Regions from separate parts of the Homo sapiens genome. Here all the other regions are linked to region 1. The links are chromatin contacts, found by Hi-C in ENCODE. All regions are on one chromosome and are shown on one strand. Each heading gives the region's core, a stretch centred on a gene start or an enhancer-like site at or near the end of the contact. The rest is flanking DNA. Distances are from core to core; before and after follow the strand shown.

Region 1 (5,141 bases), core at 1,559-4,058:
TCATCTTAAGAACAGTGGGATTTGTGGGGGCAATTGTCTTTTACTTGCAGCGGCATAACTGATCATCTGTTCACCATTTACCTCTTATTACTTGCAGTAGTTCTTGAACAATGCTGGGAGCTAATATTTCAATGTTAAGGACTCGGAAGAGACAGCATAGTTGAGGCAGTGTAGCAAAGTGGTTAGGGGCACAACTCTGGAGCCAGCCAGCCTTGGTTTCAATGCTGGTTCTGTCATGTACTTGTGGTGTGATCTTGGGAAAGTTACCAAATGCCTGAGTTCCTCAGTTTGCTTATCTCTAATATGGAATGATAATGACAGTGTCATCTTTTACGGTTGTTGTTAAGATTCAATGGTGATAAGTTCTTAGTACAGTGCCGGCCCATAGTAAGTGCTGTATGTGTTGATCATATTATTATATATCACAGCTCTTAAAATACAGAGATTGTCTTGAAGACAATTATTCATCTTCTCACTCTTTTTTCCCCATTAGCCACTAGCTAACTTGGAAGTGTGTAGTAATAAGGCCAGATGACTAAATGGAAAGCAAAAGTTATCTTTTAAGCATGAGCAAAATTATGAACAATCTATAGAGTGATTAAAGTTGTGATTCAGTAATAACAATTTAAAGAAATTTATCAATAGCAAATGTAAAAATAATTTAAATCAAGAATTAGTTTCAATCAAGAAAATTTCAGATTTTATTTTATTATTCATTTATATTTGTTATATCTGTGGATCTGTTTTATTTATGTTCATGAGGACCTGTTTGGTCTGAAAGTAATTTAAGATAGCTTACAAAGAAGCATATTATATATAGTAAAATGATATTAAATTTAAATTAATAGGAAAAGTTAGATAAATGGAAAACAAAGGTAGAAAAGAAGGAGATGGTGTTTTGAATATGAAATTGTATCTTGAATCCCCCATGCTTGCTACAAGTGGTAATGAGAGTGGTAATATAATTCAAGAAGATGATTGTGTAAAACAAACTGGTTGCTTAGGCAGAGGACATCCATTATTGATACTGTGATAAGAGTAATTTCTGCCATGTTGCTCAGTTTCAGTATTCACCAGAATCTTAAGCATTAAACTTGAATATTAAACCAGGAACTTGGAATATGGTCTTTAATAAATTCATGCAGTAATTGTTTATTGAAATAGTTTCTGACCCACAGAAATTATTGTGTTAGGTGCTACAGAGAAGAGAGACATGTCTCAAACTATCCCTGCTCTTGAATAATATGCATTAAAGAAAGAATATAAGTAATACATTAATAAACTACATTCATCAGGAGGCTGAAGCCAGAGGATCACGTGACGCTAGCAGTTCAAGACCAGCCTGGGCAATACAGTGAGACCCTCTCTCAAGCAACAACAGAAATTAGCTGGGCATGGTGGTGCGCAGCTGCAGTCCTAGCTTCCTGGGAGGCTGAGGCAGGAGGACTGCTTGAGCTCAGGAGTTTGAGGCTTCAGTGACCTATATGATCTGTTACTCCAGCCTGGGTGACAGAGAGAGACACTATCTTTAAAAAAATTAATAGAGGCTGGGTGCGGTGGCTTGTGCCTGTAATCCTAACACTTTGGGAGGCCAAGGTGGGCGGATCACTTGAGATCGGGAGTTTGAGACCAGCCTGGCCAACATGGTGAAACTCTGTCACTTCTAAACATACAAAAATTAGCTGGGCAAGGTGGCATACGCCTGTAATCCCAGCTACTTGGGAGGCTGAGGCAGGAGAATTGGTTCAATGTGGGAGGTGGAGGTTGCAGTGAGCCGAGATCACGCCACCTCATTCCAGCCTGGGCAACATTGAGCGAGACTCCATCTCAAAACAAACAAACAAACAAACAAACAAAGTTCAAAGTAGATAGTGATGATGAGAGGTACACGTGTGGTGTTAAAAGTAGCTCCCCATTTATATCTTACCGCATTCTGTGGACCACCCCACAGAAGATATTGTAACAAATAAAATCTTTATACTTTCTAACATATTAACTCTTTTAATTTCTTAATGGTGGCTTTTAAATACTTAATGATTCTTTTATGTGGATTTCAAAAGCCAGACAGTGCAGTATCCATGCATAGCCACCCAGGACTACTAAAGGTCATAGTGGAGAAGACTTGTCATAAATATTATAATCCCATGGATAATTCTGTCCTTTAACTCTGTATGCAACTTAGATCATAAACTTGCAAAGTGGATGCCAAGCCTCATATTAGTTCTTCATCTCAATTTGTCAAAAATTGATTTCACCAAGTTCAGAGAGAGAGAAAATAAAGCACAAATGCACTGTTTTCCTAGAGGGCATGTGCATATTTTCTATACATTCGTTCAACATTATTAAACATTTATTATATTATGGGAATGGTACTGAGCATGGAATTATAACAAAAGTAAATTTTTTAAAATTTTCCTCAAGGAAAATAATTTATTGTTTAGGTGGAGAGACAGATATATAAACGAATAGTTATAGCAATGAGAGAAGTACAGATAGACATTTGTAAGAAGGGAAAAGGCAAGCTCTGCCTAGCAGGATAGAGAAAAGGCCACATTGAACTGGCGTTTGAATTTCCTCTTGAAAGATGTGCATTTTGCCAAGTGGAGATTGTACAATAGGAATGATATTCATCCTGGTTAGGAAATGTTCTTGGAGCACCTCCCAGCCTTTCGGTCTAATATTTCCTGAGTACCTCTCAAGGATTCAGTGTGGGATTAGGTGATGTGGTAATTATAAAGAAATAGAAGCCTTGTTACTCGTCTTCAGAATGTTTACTCATAAGGGGTAGTAAATTTCCCTCCCCACACTTTCAACAGTGATTAAGAGGTCATGACTGTCAGTCCTAAATTGTGTGTCACGTCATAAATTCTGTAGATTAGAGAGCATGATCATGTAATTCACAGCAACCAGGGCAAGCCTCACAGATGGGGTAAGGCCTAATCTGTTCCTTGGAAACTGGGATGAGGTTTGGATGTGGGAGAGAGAATGCTTTAACAGTCAAGCCACAAACCTGTATTGAGGGCCTACCATGTGTCAGGCTCATGAATAAAGAAGCAGCATGGGAGTGGGGAAAAAACTGGGATTGAGGTTACATGTGTTTGTGGAAAAACCTGGCTGGACTAGTGAGTTTGAGGTGAGGGATGGCGGGCAATAAGTATAGAGTGAAACGAGTTTGGGCAAGAAAACTGCAGCTAGATTAAAAGGTGCTCTGAAGGACAGGCAGTGGCTTTTGGGTTTGGCATTTATGAAAATGGGGAGTCACCAAAGGTTTTTGAGTATGGGAGAGAGCTGCTGAAAGAAGTACACAAATAAAAGTAACCTTCTTTAGGGAAGTTACATTGGAACAGCTGGAAGGGCTTGTAGAGATCCCTTTACTCACTACCCCATCTGAATATCCTTCAGATGGCCATCATTTGACTGAAAAGGCAATGAAGGCCCACAGAGGTTATAGGATTTGCTTAAGACAAATAGAGTAATCTTGTCTCCATTTCAGGCTCCTTCTTTTGATCTTAACAGTGTGTGTGTTCTAGGCTGGGTGGATGGACAGTAAAGGGAGTAGGAGCATCGAGGTCCAGGACCAGCCAGGCTGAATGAGAGGGCAAACAGGAAGCAGCCGTGACCCAGATTATGTTACAGCCATAGAATGAGCATATTAGAACTCGTAGAAGACCTAAATGCCATCCAGCCTTATCCTATTGCTTTGCAGAGAGGGACAGTTGAGGGCCCAGAGGGAAAGTGACTCACACAACAGAGCGATCTAATGACCTGACTTTAAGTCCAGCTATTTTCCCTGTGTCCACCTCCCTTCCTCCTTCAGATTCTATGGTTGTGTGGATGGGCTCTATTTTCTGTCCCCAGCTAGTTACCTGTTCATGCACTACACCCCTTGGATCCTCTGTTAAAGAGAGACTTAGTAATTGGGATACCTGCGCTGCCGATGGATTTGCCACATCTATTCTGTTCTCAGGTTGTATGTTGTTTGTGTGTGTGTGCTTGTGTGTGTGCATGTGTGTGTGTGTGTGTGAGAGAGATGTGCTACAAAAAGAAAGCTAAGGGAGGCATGCAGAAGACTGCACCAGAATGAGTTTGTACCTTTATCCAAAAAAGCCACAGTTTCCTTCATTCTTTCTCCTCCCTAGAAGGAGACCAGTTCTTATAGCTGCAGAGAAGGGTAGGGAATGACAGTAGGAAAGGGGCATTGCTAGAGTCAGAGGCACAGGTGGCATGAGAAGTGCAGACCAGTCAGAAACAAGGCCCATCACACTCTTACCCTCAGCCCTGTGCTCTGGGATCCTCTCTGTGATCCTGATCGTGATCGTGTAAGGGTAAGAAGTTGGGAGGAAGGAACCTCAGCAACATCTCCTCTCTTGCCCTACTGAACTCTGGAAGCCACGTTGTTTTCCAGGAGAGGTGGAGGAGGTCAGGGCCTAGCTAATATCTGGTGCTGCTGGAGAAGATGCTTTCCAAATGGACAGTTAAGAAGAGTGACGAAGGTATTTAAGAAATTTAGCCACAAAAGCACTTGTAAATAGTGTTAAAAGGCAGTGGGAAAGAGATATTTAGATTTGGTAATTTAAAAAAGTCAATGCACACCTATATGAATAAAGTTTTGAGTAGCCTCTCCCCTGCCCCTAAGAATTCGGACATTTATTTAACTGTGGCCCGAATAGTGAATGGAGATGTACATTTTAGCCTTCAGGGATCAACAAATGAGTCCTTAAAGAAACAACAGGCCTCTAAATAACTAAGGGAAGATCAATATAAAATTATTCCTGAGTATAAATAATAAAATATAGTTGAAAAATTAAATTACCTTATCAGAACTTTGGTTGTTCTAGCAAATATTTTTTGCACAGTATAAAATTCCAGAATGCACACTTAAGGCCGTTCAGCTATTTACATGCTAATATACATTTATTATTAATGTGCACATTGAAATATTTTTTTCTCATTTAAGGTATATGTATATGTTTATAATAGAGTGAATATCCCTGAACTCCATTCACACAACGTACAGTATTTTTTCATTCATTTAAACTAAGATTTATCTATATAGTTTATATTTTATATTTGGGGAAAGCTAAGTAGCAGAAATTTTATAACATAGACAATGATATTCACATATTCAGATCTACAACTCA
Region 2 (5,141 bases), core at 743-3,242, 490 kb after region 1:
ATATATAGAGCACGGAAACCCAGGGGGGATGCATAAGAAAGAACTCTGAATTTTAAAGCAATATGGAAATATTTAATTCAGGCTGAAGTTAATAGGTAATCAGCTCAATTCCTCCCCCTCTTGCCTGTGAGTAGCTAGCTGTCAGACTGGCAATTTAGGTGACTTGGAAAAACCTACACAAGCTGAATACTGACAGAGGTGGGAACGAGAAAAATTAAGGGACAACGAAGACTTACATGCTGTCATCTATGCCTTCAGGGAACTTAAAAAAGAAGTATTAGCCCTAGCAATGCATTCACCTATTTGGGTTATTCTCTACACAGAATAGAGTTTCATGACCCATGGCAGAATTTTATAACCGATTTAAGGAAGTTGTTCATCCCAAGAGGTCTTCTTTGCTTTGGGCTCCTTGATTCACATTTCTTGTAGCATGTGCTTACATCATCCTGGCTCGATTTAATAACCAATCAATGAAAAACTAGGCATGTCCCACAGATCAGCACTAGCAAGGATTTGCATCTTGCCTGCTTCACAGAAGTCAAAGTTCAGTTTATAAATTCATCATATAGGAATCTGAGTCCTGACAGCCAAGACAGAGTATAACCCCAGGAAGTAATTTATCTCCCCATCCCCACAGAGATGCTGTAGCTTCAATAACTGATAACAGAGCTGTGGGATAAGCAAGGCATTGGTCATAAATGGAATGTTCTAGTCTGGTGTTCCTCATTTAGGTGCTTTTTGACCTTTGGTGGCTTCTGACATCATGAAATGAGATACAGTCGCTACCTGCTAAGGGACAGAGTGAAGAGGGATGAGAGGAAGTCTCAGTGATTCTCTGCTCAGGTGATTTGCAATACCAGAAGCCAGAAACTGAACTTTCCCAGGAATCTCTCTCTCACCTGCCTGTTTGCTTGATACACCATTACAGCTGCTCCATTACAGTTGCTCAAGAAGAAATGGCTGAAATGGAGCTGTTGCCTCTAGCTGACCAGAATTGGAATGCTCATGTGACCATCTGACCTTTTCTGACAGATAAGACACAGTAATAAAAATAAGAATATGCTTCTCATGTCTGAGTGCGATATAATTTGCATAGCATTTTCAGACACATTTCTGAAGGAGATCCTCCCTGTAGCCCTGGGTGGGAATTGGAATTCGGATGAGGTTTTTCTTTTCCATTTATTTATTTTATTTTATTTTTAGATGACAGAACTTAAGCCCATTGTGCTTCTGCGATTTTCCCAGATTAACACAGGTATTAAGTGGTTGAGTCATTTCCAAGCATTTTTGCACAATTAGCTATTTGTCCTGTCCCTGTCTCCCTGTCCCCAAACCAAAGCAACTTATGTTTATTCAAATGAGGTAGAGATCTAGATGACCTTCCAGGACCCTTCCAATGACACGTATCAGTCACCATATTAATAGCAATATATCTCTCAGAACTAGCCCAAGGATTTAGTAGATTTCCAGATTACTTTGGAAGGAGCAATAATTATAGTCTTTTAGTTGGAACCAGAGAATCACACTCCAAGAAGATTATAAATGGTCATAACTTATATATTTATTTCACTCTGTTGTGCCAAGAGCTAGCAGCTTACAATCCAATAGGGAAGATAGATATTAAATGAAGAAGTACACAATGCCTTAATTCCTACAGTGCTATTTAAAGGATGACAATACTCCCCTGGATACCAGCTAATATATGTCAAACTTCTTATCAATAAACAAATCACAGATTGTTAAGAGAAAATCATGGCAGAAAATAAAGCCAGTTTTGTAGATCATGATTTTCTCTATTGTGGAGTTGATAGAAAAAAAAAAGAGAGTCTGTAAACTACAGAAAAAAAAATATAGCTGAAAAAGTAACCCTGTGGTCTTCTTGCTAGTCACCACTTAAGGAAGTAGAGATTTTTCCAGACCCTTCTGTCACTCTGGGCAGGTGACTGACTTATAACTCAGGTGTGCATTTGCCTGCTTAAATCTGCCTCAGTTCCAAACAGCTTGCCATGCTCTATATATAGAGATGACTTCACCCTCTGTTGGAATGCAGCAGCTGTTCAGCAGTGCACACTGATATGCTTCAGAGACTTAGGCCATATCTAATTGAGCACTTCAATACTGCAGAGATAGGCGCCTTGGAAATATTTAGATAAAATACCTTTGGCCAGATGGAAGCCGGCCAGGATACCAGCATAAAATCTTCATCTCACAGGACTGCTAGTGAGCCTTGGCGGGGGGCTCCATGGAGGGAGGTGGCATCAGGAGAGATGCCAGTCTGTCCTATCCACCCCCTGCACTGTAAACATGACACAAAGAATAGTAGGAAATAGGAGAAATCAGAATTTTGTTGCTTCCTCCTTCTCCCCTTGGCAGACCAAACACAGCCTACCCTCTGTGAAAACAATCTGAATGTTAATGGTGCCTCCATGTCAGGAAGCTTCCCAGTTGTAATATTCCCCCACAGGACTGTCCCTTCCCCTAGAGGCCAGATTGCCAGCCCTGGAAATTGGTTGGCAGGTATAGAATCAATGGTACTTTTTAAACATTTATTTGCCTAGGATTCATTGCTAATCTTGCTAGGAGAAGCAACCAGCTATCACAGTTGGCTGGGAACTGGCCAGAAAGCACTTCTGGCTTTGCTACCCATGGTCCACATGACTCCAGCAAGCCTGTGTTGTGCTGGATCTCACTTTTCCCATCTGTAAACTTTAGAGATTGGCAGATTTAACTTCAATTTCTCTTCCAGCTCTAAAAGAACCTGTGTGTGTCTTTCACGACACAACTCCCTCTCCCATTCTTTTTTCTTAGAAGAAAAAGAAAAAAAAAGAAAAAACATTAGCAGATGATAATGAAAACATCTTGCATTTGCATGTAATCTATTGTTTAGATAAATATATCCACCTTTAAGCCAAAGTAAGTGCTATTATTTTCATTTAGAAGAATCAACAGAAACACAGAGAAAATGAGTGGTTTGCCCAAATCAAGCAATTAGAAAGTACATTTGAACTGGGTCTCTGTCTTATCAATGATGAAGGGATCATTTACACAGTAATGCAATTGCCTATCTGGATGTGTCATTTATATGGACTCAGAAAAAATATCGAGGTTAGGAATAATAAGTATCTAGCTTTGGGTCTTATCTATGCTTGGATTTAGGGGTTTGGAAATAAAACACACAGTCTGGCCCTCCAGGTTCACAGTGCAGTAGGGGCACTGGCCTAGTTAACCAATGCTTGCCTGCCATACAATGTGGTAAAACACTGAATAGGACATCAAATTTATACTTGGAGCTTTAGAGGGCTGAAGTCAGGGGAGGCTTTGCAGAAATGTGTATGTGCTACCCAGGCAGAAAAGGATAGTGGAGCAGGGGGCAGACAGTGAAGAAAGTGCTAGGGAGGTTCTACAAACAAATAGTGTGTGAGTGACTGGAGTTTAGAATGCTTGTCATAAATACTGGGCCTTTCACATAGCAAGATACACAACAATCGAATATTTGAACATCCAGGTGGAAAAGTTTATTGGCAGCTGGATATGAGAGTCTGACGCTCAGGGTTGAGGATGAGGTGTAAATACAAAAGCCATTGAGCCTCAATTTTTTATTGCATTTTTCTCTCTCCATTTCGAATATTTTAGTTTCTCTGAAGTGACTGAAAACACAGCAGTGCAAATGACAACCATTTCTAGACAGAGTCACTAGGGTGTCTGCAGTTTGAAGAAAGAAAGCTTTGTGAAATGTTGTATCTTTGAGCTAGGAGTTTGTCTATCTGCAATTATTGCTTTAAGGACATAAGTATAAGTTAGACAATTATGATCTAGAGGAAGGAGGATAGGGAAGAGAGTAAGAAACAAGGGAAACAAAGTTAAGGTGGAGCAAAGCCCACCTAGTGAGTGCTCAATAAGTTTTACAGAAATGCAGAAGTGAATGTAATCGTTTGTTCCTAATAAGTAGTGCCCAACAAGTTTCACAGAAGCTCAGAAGAGACTCAGGGGTCAGGTGTTGCTGTTCCATTGTTTTTAAATGAAGTGTTTGCTCAAGGTACTTCTAGAAATTTATTTTTAAGGCTTAACACTATCAGAAAACATTTCAAAAAGTGGTAAAAATTACAATTACTTTTTTAAATATAAGAAAAAACCTTTCAAAGTAGAGAAAATATTACGGTTGACCATTCCACTGCTCTAAACCAAAAATGAAGTTATAAAGCTTCTCAGTAACCTGTGTTTCACATCCCACACATCACCCAGTAAACTATTTTCTGAAGAAACAGGAGAATATTACAGAATAAAAAACCTTAGAAATGTGAAATAACTATGTGTGAATGTTGAGGGACACTCAGAAGAGCAAAACCCAGTGGATGTTAAAGAAAACATAATGGGTTTAATTATATTTAAAAGGCCTATTCTATTGCTATATACACTAGAGGAGCGTGAATATTTATTCTCTCCACTAGATATTACCATAATTTTAGGTAAGACAAAAATAACTCAGATATGGATTTTTCTATTATTGGAAATATATTGTGTTGGCATATCCTCACGTATTATCTTTAAATCCTCACCAAACACTGTGTAGTGGATATTATCAGTTCCATTTTAAAGTCCAGGAAAAACTCAGAAAGGTGAATTGTTTTATCAAAGTCCTAGCATATGTTAGAGTCCAGATTTGATTCCAGGCCACTGACTCAATATCCACCTGGTTACTGCCTACTTGTGTACAACCTGCAAGCCTATGAATTATGAATTCTTTTTCTATACAGTTAAAGAATTCAAAAGAGGAATAAATTTTGCAACATATTGAAATTATATAAAATTCAAATTTCGGTGTTCATAAATAAAGTTTTTTAGAACACAGCTACTCTCATTTTTTATATATTGTCAATACCTGCTTTTGCACAAGGGCAGAGTTGAGTAGTTGTGACAGATAACAAACAATACACAAAAGAAACAATGTAAATAACCATTTCAAGGCTCAACCAAATGTAAGGCTCAATAAATGCAACATTGTTAGTCTTTTATTTTTCAAGAAAATACTTGGACTATCATGATAATGACAAAAAAGAGATTCCACACCCAAAACTTAGTCATATGTTGTTATAGGAGGTAAGTACCTCCCAAAAGACCCATAGACAAAAATATAGCTTTTT
Region 3 (5,141 bases), core at 1,946-4,445, 290 kb before region 1:
CCCTGGCTGCTGGCAGTGAGGGGCCGAGGTACCTGCGGGACTCAGAACTCAGGGGGGCTTGCCCCTTCTCTCCTGTTCTTGAAGTGCTGGCTGGAAAAGGGATCATTATTGTTTGGGGATTTGGGAATTCTCTAATGTTTTGGGGTACGGGAAATTGAGGATGAAACAGGTCATCTAGAGGTTCAGCTTTTCCGTGGCCTGTGATGGTGGTGGTGCTGGGAGAGTCAAGTGAAGGTGGGAGGAAGGAAGATGGAGCTCAGCATGTGGACTTGGCCAGCCTCATCTTTGTCCTCCTAACCAGAGGCCTAAATTGCTGTTCACCCTGAGTCCAGCCGCTGGCCACTTACAACTTCATGGCCTGGGGCAAGTTGCTTAACCTTTCTGTGCCTCTCTTCATCAACAAAAGAAGGCTTATAGTACTGAATTTATGGTTACTGTGAAGACTCTATAAAATATTTAAAATTTTTTTGCATGTAGTCAGTGCCAATACATTGCATTATTATGATATATTATTATTATTAGATACTAATGGTTTTTCTTAGCAGTGAAAAACTTTAAATCTCTCTTCCTCTCTTTCCTTCTCTTTTTCTATAAATCACATGCTTTGAGTACATTCAGATTATAGTTTAATATATAAACATAAGGGAAATTTTAAAAAGGGCAGAGAACTCAGAAAGTCATGAAAGAACAGCTATTCAACATATATTTTTCCACATGTGTTATTACCATTCAGTATGGTGGTTTTCTTTTACTCTGCACAATTGCATTTGTGAAACTAATTTGGGAGTAGTCAGAGGCCAGGAGATGAAACAGAGTTGAAGTAAAATCTCATTAGTTACCATGTAAGGGGCTGGCAAAATTTGACTTGAATTAGCCAGGTTAAAATGAGCTCGTATTTTAATAAACTAACAATAAGACTGTCTAGGCAGTTGAGGAGTGGGAATTGTTTTGAATTACATACTACTCGGGGAAAAAGATCTGTGATCAGAATAACAAGGTTTTACTGTACACTGCATATTGTATGAATTCTGCTGTCTCTTTGTGTCTTGAGTCTTTTATGATTGTCATGCCATTCTGGGAGCCACTCACTCAGTCTTTTGTGTCATTCTATTGTCAGCCATAATGAAATAATTGGGATGACAATTATTTGCTTGTTTAGTTTCAAAAGTTTTCTGTGTTCAATATCTTCTATTGTTTGCCTCATGGTACCATGATGTGATATATCATTCCTGCCCAGATTCCAAGAATAAAAAACATGCATTTTTTTTTTCCGGGAGAAGTGTCCCCTTAAGCACAATATTTAATGGCCATATATTAAAAGTGCTATAGTGAGCATATATTTAATAAAATAATTGCAGCCATCCATAACTCAAATAACTGTAACATACCAAGATGGTAGATGAGGTCACAGTCTACCATGGGAGTTCAGCAGTCTAATTTTATAAACCCCAAATCAAAATAGATAGATTGACAATGAGAGAGAGAATGTTTGAGACTGGACTTGTTAGAAAATACAGGAACTAGTCAGCTTGAAATATAACAGTATAAATTATACCTTGCCCACTTTAGTGATTCAAATGGCATGTATTTTTATTGTGAAGACTGCGTAACTTTGGTTCCCTCTTCCTCCCGAACCCTGCTCAAAGATTTTAGGGAATTAACTAAGGTTTCAGTAGTGAAGCTTTGGATCAGCACAGGGGCAGTTGTCACCATTACTCTACTTTATAATCTTGTGGGGAGGGAGCTTAACCAGGACTATCATCTCAGCCTGGGATGACATGCTTTGAAAGTGCTCCAGTGTCACTTTGAGGAGGGTGGCCACCTGCAACCCAGACTAAGCAGTGTAGTTGCATTACTAAGAGGTGTGTTTGGAAGTCAGACAAACTTGCCTTCAAATACAGACACTTGCTTGTTACTTAACTTTTCTGAGTCTCCTCATTTGTAAAAAAAAAAAAAAAAAAAAACAAAAAAACACAAACAAACACCACCAAAAAACCAAAGAAAAAAAAGTAGGAGAGTGAGAATAATAGTTCTTGCCTTAAAGAGTTATTGTGAGAATCAAATGGGACAATGCAGGTAAAGACATTTAGCCTAGAGCCTTGTACCGAATATGCACATTTTAAATAGTAGCTTTCTATTATTTTGTGATTCTTCCCGCCCCTGCTGCATTCCCCAATGCCTCATCTACCAGCAATTTGTGTGCACACTCAGGGTCAGCAATTCTTGGCTTGGGATTGCAAAGAAGGGAAGTACAGCCCTTTTCTGCTGGCTTTGCCTGGGTTGACCTCCCAGCTTTGCTCCTTGGCCTGATTCAGGGTTGGCAGGCATAGATGGAAAAGAGCCATTGGTTGTTAGAATCGTCCAGCAGGAGATGAAGGGAGATCTCACCCTGCATTTTGTGTCTAAAACAATTGCTTAAATTTGTCATCTTAGGGACACATGTACATAGGTAAACACACGCATATACTGTACACATCCATGTGTACAGCTCAGATATTGTCTATAGGAGAACAAAATGTCTTGATGAAAATGAGTAATTCAGCTAATCACCCAGATGTTTTAGCTATATGTTGCCACACAGCTGGGTGATCTGAAACAGCTATCTGTTTGGTGACTTGCAGATAAAACATAGATAATAGAATCTCCCTCTTTTCCTCCAGTTTTTTGGCATCACTTAGATATAATCTAAATGATATGGCAACATATGGGAAAATCTCTCACATTCAAAAGCATGCAAGCAGCTAGCTAACGCTTTCTACTAAAAACTTTGCTTATAGGTATTTTGATGAATCTAGAATTCTCACAAAGCACATCATTTGAAAGAAATACGGCAGCAAAACAAACTGCTGCATTCAAAGCAGGGGTATTGAAAAGTGTCAGGCAAACATTTTTAACCTTGTGTTTGTGCTCGGTCTGGTCAAAATAGAATATATTTCCTTTTATGGAAGTGGTTTAAAAAGGGGTAAGAGACAAGATTTAGTGTTTGCAGGAAATCCTTTAGTTGTTTAAAAAGCTTCAAGGGTTCCATCTTTGGCATCCAGGTATTATTCTCATTAAGTTAGCATTTTAGGTTTCTGAAGTGTTTGGTTCAAGTGAAAAAGATTAATGTTATGCTTTGAAATTGATTACTATGGAAAGTCTTTGTACATTTGACTGTAAAGCAGAAATCAACTTGGACAGGAAGCAAAGCGGATGAACAGGAAGCTAAAGTAAATACCACAGTGACACGTGAGGGGTGGAAGGTGGTTAGTTTATTTTTTAAAGAGTTTTCAGACCATCAGTACATACGTTTCAGTTTCTAGATCCAAATCTCTAAGTGCTTTTCTCCAACTGGTGGGATGATTGAAATTAGAGAGTAAGACGAGAATTCACTGTGCTGGATTTTTCATTCCAGGTGCAGAGCTTTAAAGGATTATGGAGTCTGAAGACCAAATGGGATGATGGAGAACAGCTATTCAGTGGTACAAATGTAAATGCTCCCAGGCCCGGGCAGGTAATTTAAGTGAGTGAAGCAGGGCAAAGTGTAATTGTGTAAGCAGACATTTGCTGACTCCACATACCACTAGGGAACTATACTTTCCCCTGGCAGAAAGACAATCAGCTCCAGCCTATTATTGCGTACAGTAAGGCTAACCAAAGTGAGGGGCTACTCTAACTTTTCAGGAAAATCCAGCAGTCTTGATTTTTATGTAGTTTCCAAAATGTTTTTGTTATGGTTCATTTGGAGAGCAGCCTTTTGATCTCCAGTTTGCTACTTTTAATCTAGTCTAATCACACATCTTGCAGTTGTAGAAACCAGACCCAGAGAAGCTGAGCACCTTGCTTAAAGTCCTGCAGCAAAGGATAACACTGGGGCTCAAACCCAGTTCTCCTCCATCTTCTTCTCTGGCATTACCCTTCCACTGAGAGCACAGCATCCCGCCCACAGTGGGCTTCAGCAGGCTTTGTTAGAGGAAACCCATGGATTTTTGAAGGTTTTAATAAGTTAATGAAACTCTTTAATTAAATTAAGTAATTTAATTAAGGTGCTCTCCTGACTTTTTCCCTAAGATAATTATTTACTCAACCAATGTTTGTCATTGGTGCCTCTTTTAAAATGTTGTGTAACATTTTCATTGTTCTTTCATTCAGTTCAAGTTACTTTTCTTCATCTCTATATTTAATATATCCTCTTTGTTGATCAATGCTTCCAAATTCTCTTTACTTCACATATATCATTTGTCTAATTTCTGTGTTTGACTTTTTAAACTCAGTCACTCAGGGTCTGAAAGTGTCTTTAACTGGATCTATCTGTATTATATATTGCTATGCATTCATTGGAGGGAATAAAATACAAATTTGTAAATCTGAACATTATACTACATGGGGCCAATGGAGAGAGTCCATTTTACATGAAGAATGCCACTACTTTATCCCTAGAGAGTATGAGGAAGAGTTTCACCCATCTTTAGCCTCAGATCTTAGATTCAGTGCTTGTAAGAGAAGAAGCACTTATTCAAAGAAGCAGGTATATATACTCTGGTTGTGAATTCTTTCTGTGATTTCAAACAATATTTGGAAAAACTCATTTCTGAAGGCCTAAGGTGCAGGGAGACGAAAACTACTCTTGCGAGGATACAGTTGGTAACACCCATGAGGGTTCCATTTGCATCGACTCTTAGCCATAGCTGCACCATAGCACCAAATTAGGTAGGGACTGTGCTGCTCGTACCTTTGGGCTCAATGGAAAACTGTCCTATGATTCTGTTACTAATCATCTCCTACATTTGAGTGGCACTTTAATTCCCAAGACATTTCACATATTACTTTTGCCATTTTACAATGAGGAAACTGAGGCTCAGAAAGGGCAAATGACTTGCTCCTTGCCTCACAGCTGTGTTGAGGAAGAGGTGGACTAGAACTTCATGAATCCTTCTCTTCTCTTCTCTTCTTTCTCTTCTCTCTCTTCTTTCTTTCTTTCTTTCTTTCTTTCTTTCTTTCTTTCTTTCCTTCTCTTTCTTTCTTTCATTTTTTTGGAGACAGAGTTTCGCTCTTCTCACCCAGTTTGGAGTGCAATGGTGCAATCTCGGCTCACTGCAACCTCCACCTTCTGGGTTCAAGCGATTCTCCTGCCTCAGCCTCCTGAGTAGCTGGGACCAGAG

What was found. A loop is a pair of places that touch in the nucleus more often than their neighbours do. Pooled maps may share reads with other maps.
Region 2: a map of gastrocnemius medialis shows a loop between it and region 1 (2.1-fold over the local background). The contact joins two enhancer-like sites. A Hi-C loop is called at or near these places in 10 of 168 maps with a recorded cell type or tissue (IMR-90, MCF 10A, PC-3 and 7 more) and 9 of 50 pooled maps.
Region 3: a pooled map shows a loop between it and region 1 (2.4-fold over the local background). The contact joins two enhancer-like sites. A Hi-C loop is called at or near these places in 1 of 37 single-sample maps with no recorded cell type and 3 of 50 pooled maps.

What each region holds. Positions count from the first base shown.
Region 1 is chr3:177,827,848-177,832,988 of GRCh38, forward strand. All of the region lies in intron 1 of LINC02015 (long intergenic non-protein coding RNA 2015), which reads left to right. Among named protein-coding and RNA genes, the nearest start is that of LINC02015, 14 kb to the left of the region's middle. Within about 2 kb of position 2,809, at least 5 of the 41 ENCODE cell types and tissues checked have a DNase peak (open chromatin) inside an H3K27ac peak, as active enhancers do; they include gastrocnemius medialis, where a contact is called at or near this core.
Region 2 is chr3:178,318,524-178,323,664 of GRCh38, forward strand. All of the region lies in intron 2 of LOC105374235 (a long non-coding RNA gene), which reads right to left. Among named protein-coding and RNA genes, the nearest start is that of LINC01014, 98 kb to the right of the region's middle. RefSeq lists a silencer at 1,444-1,644. Within about 2 kb of position 1,993, at least 6 of the 41 ENCODE cell types and tissues checked have a DNase peak (open chromatin) inside an H3K27ac peak, as active enhancers do; they include gastrocnemius medialis, where a contact is called at or near this core.
Region 3 is chr3:177,536,001-177,541,141 of GRCh38, forward strand. LINC00578 (long intergenic non-protein coding RNA 578) reads left to right here. Exons shown (of 4, transcript NR_047568.1): 2 at 3,395-3,493. Among named protein-coding and RNA genes, the nearest start is that of LINC00578, 97 kb to the left of the region's middle. Within about 2 kb of position 3,196, at least 9 of the 41 ENCODE cell types and tissues checked have a DNase peak (open chromatin) inside an H3K27ac peak, as active enhancers do.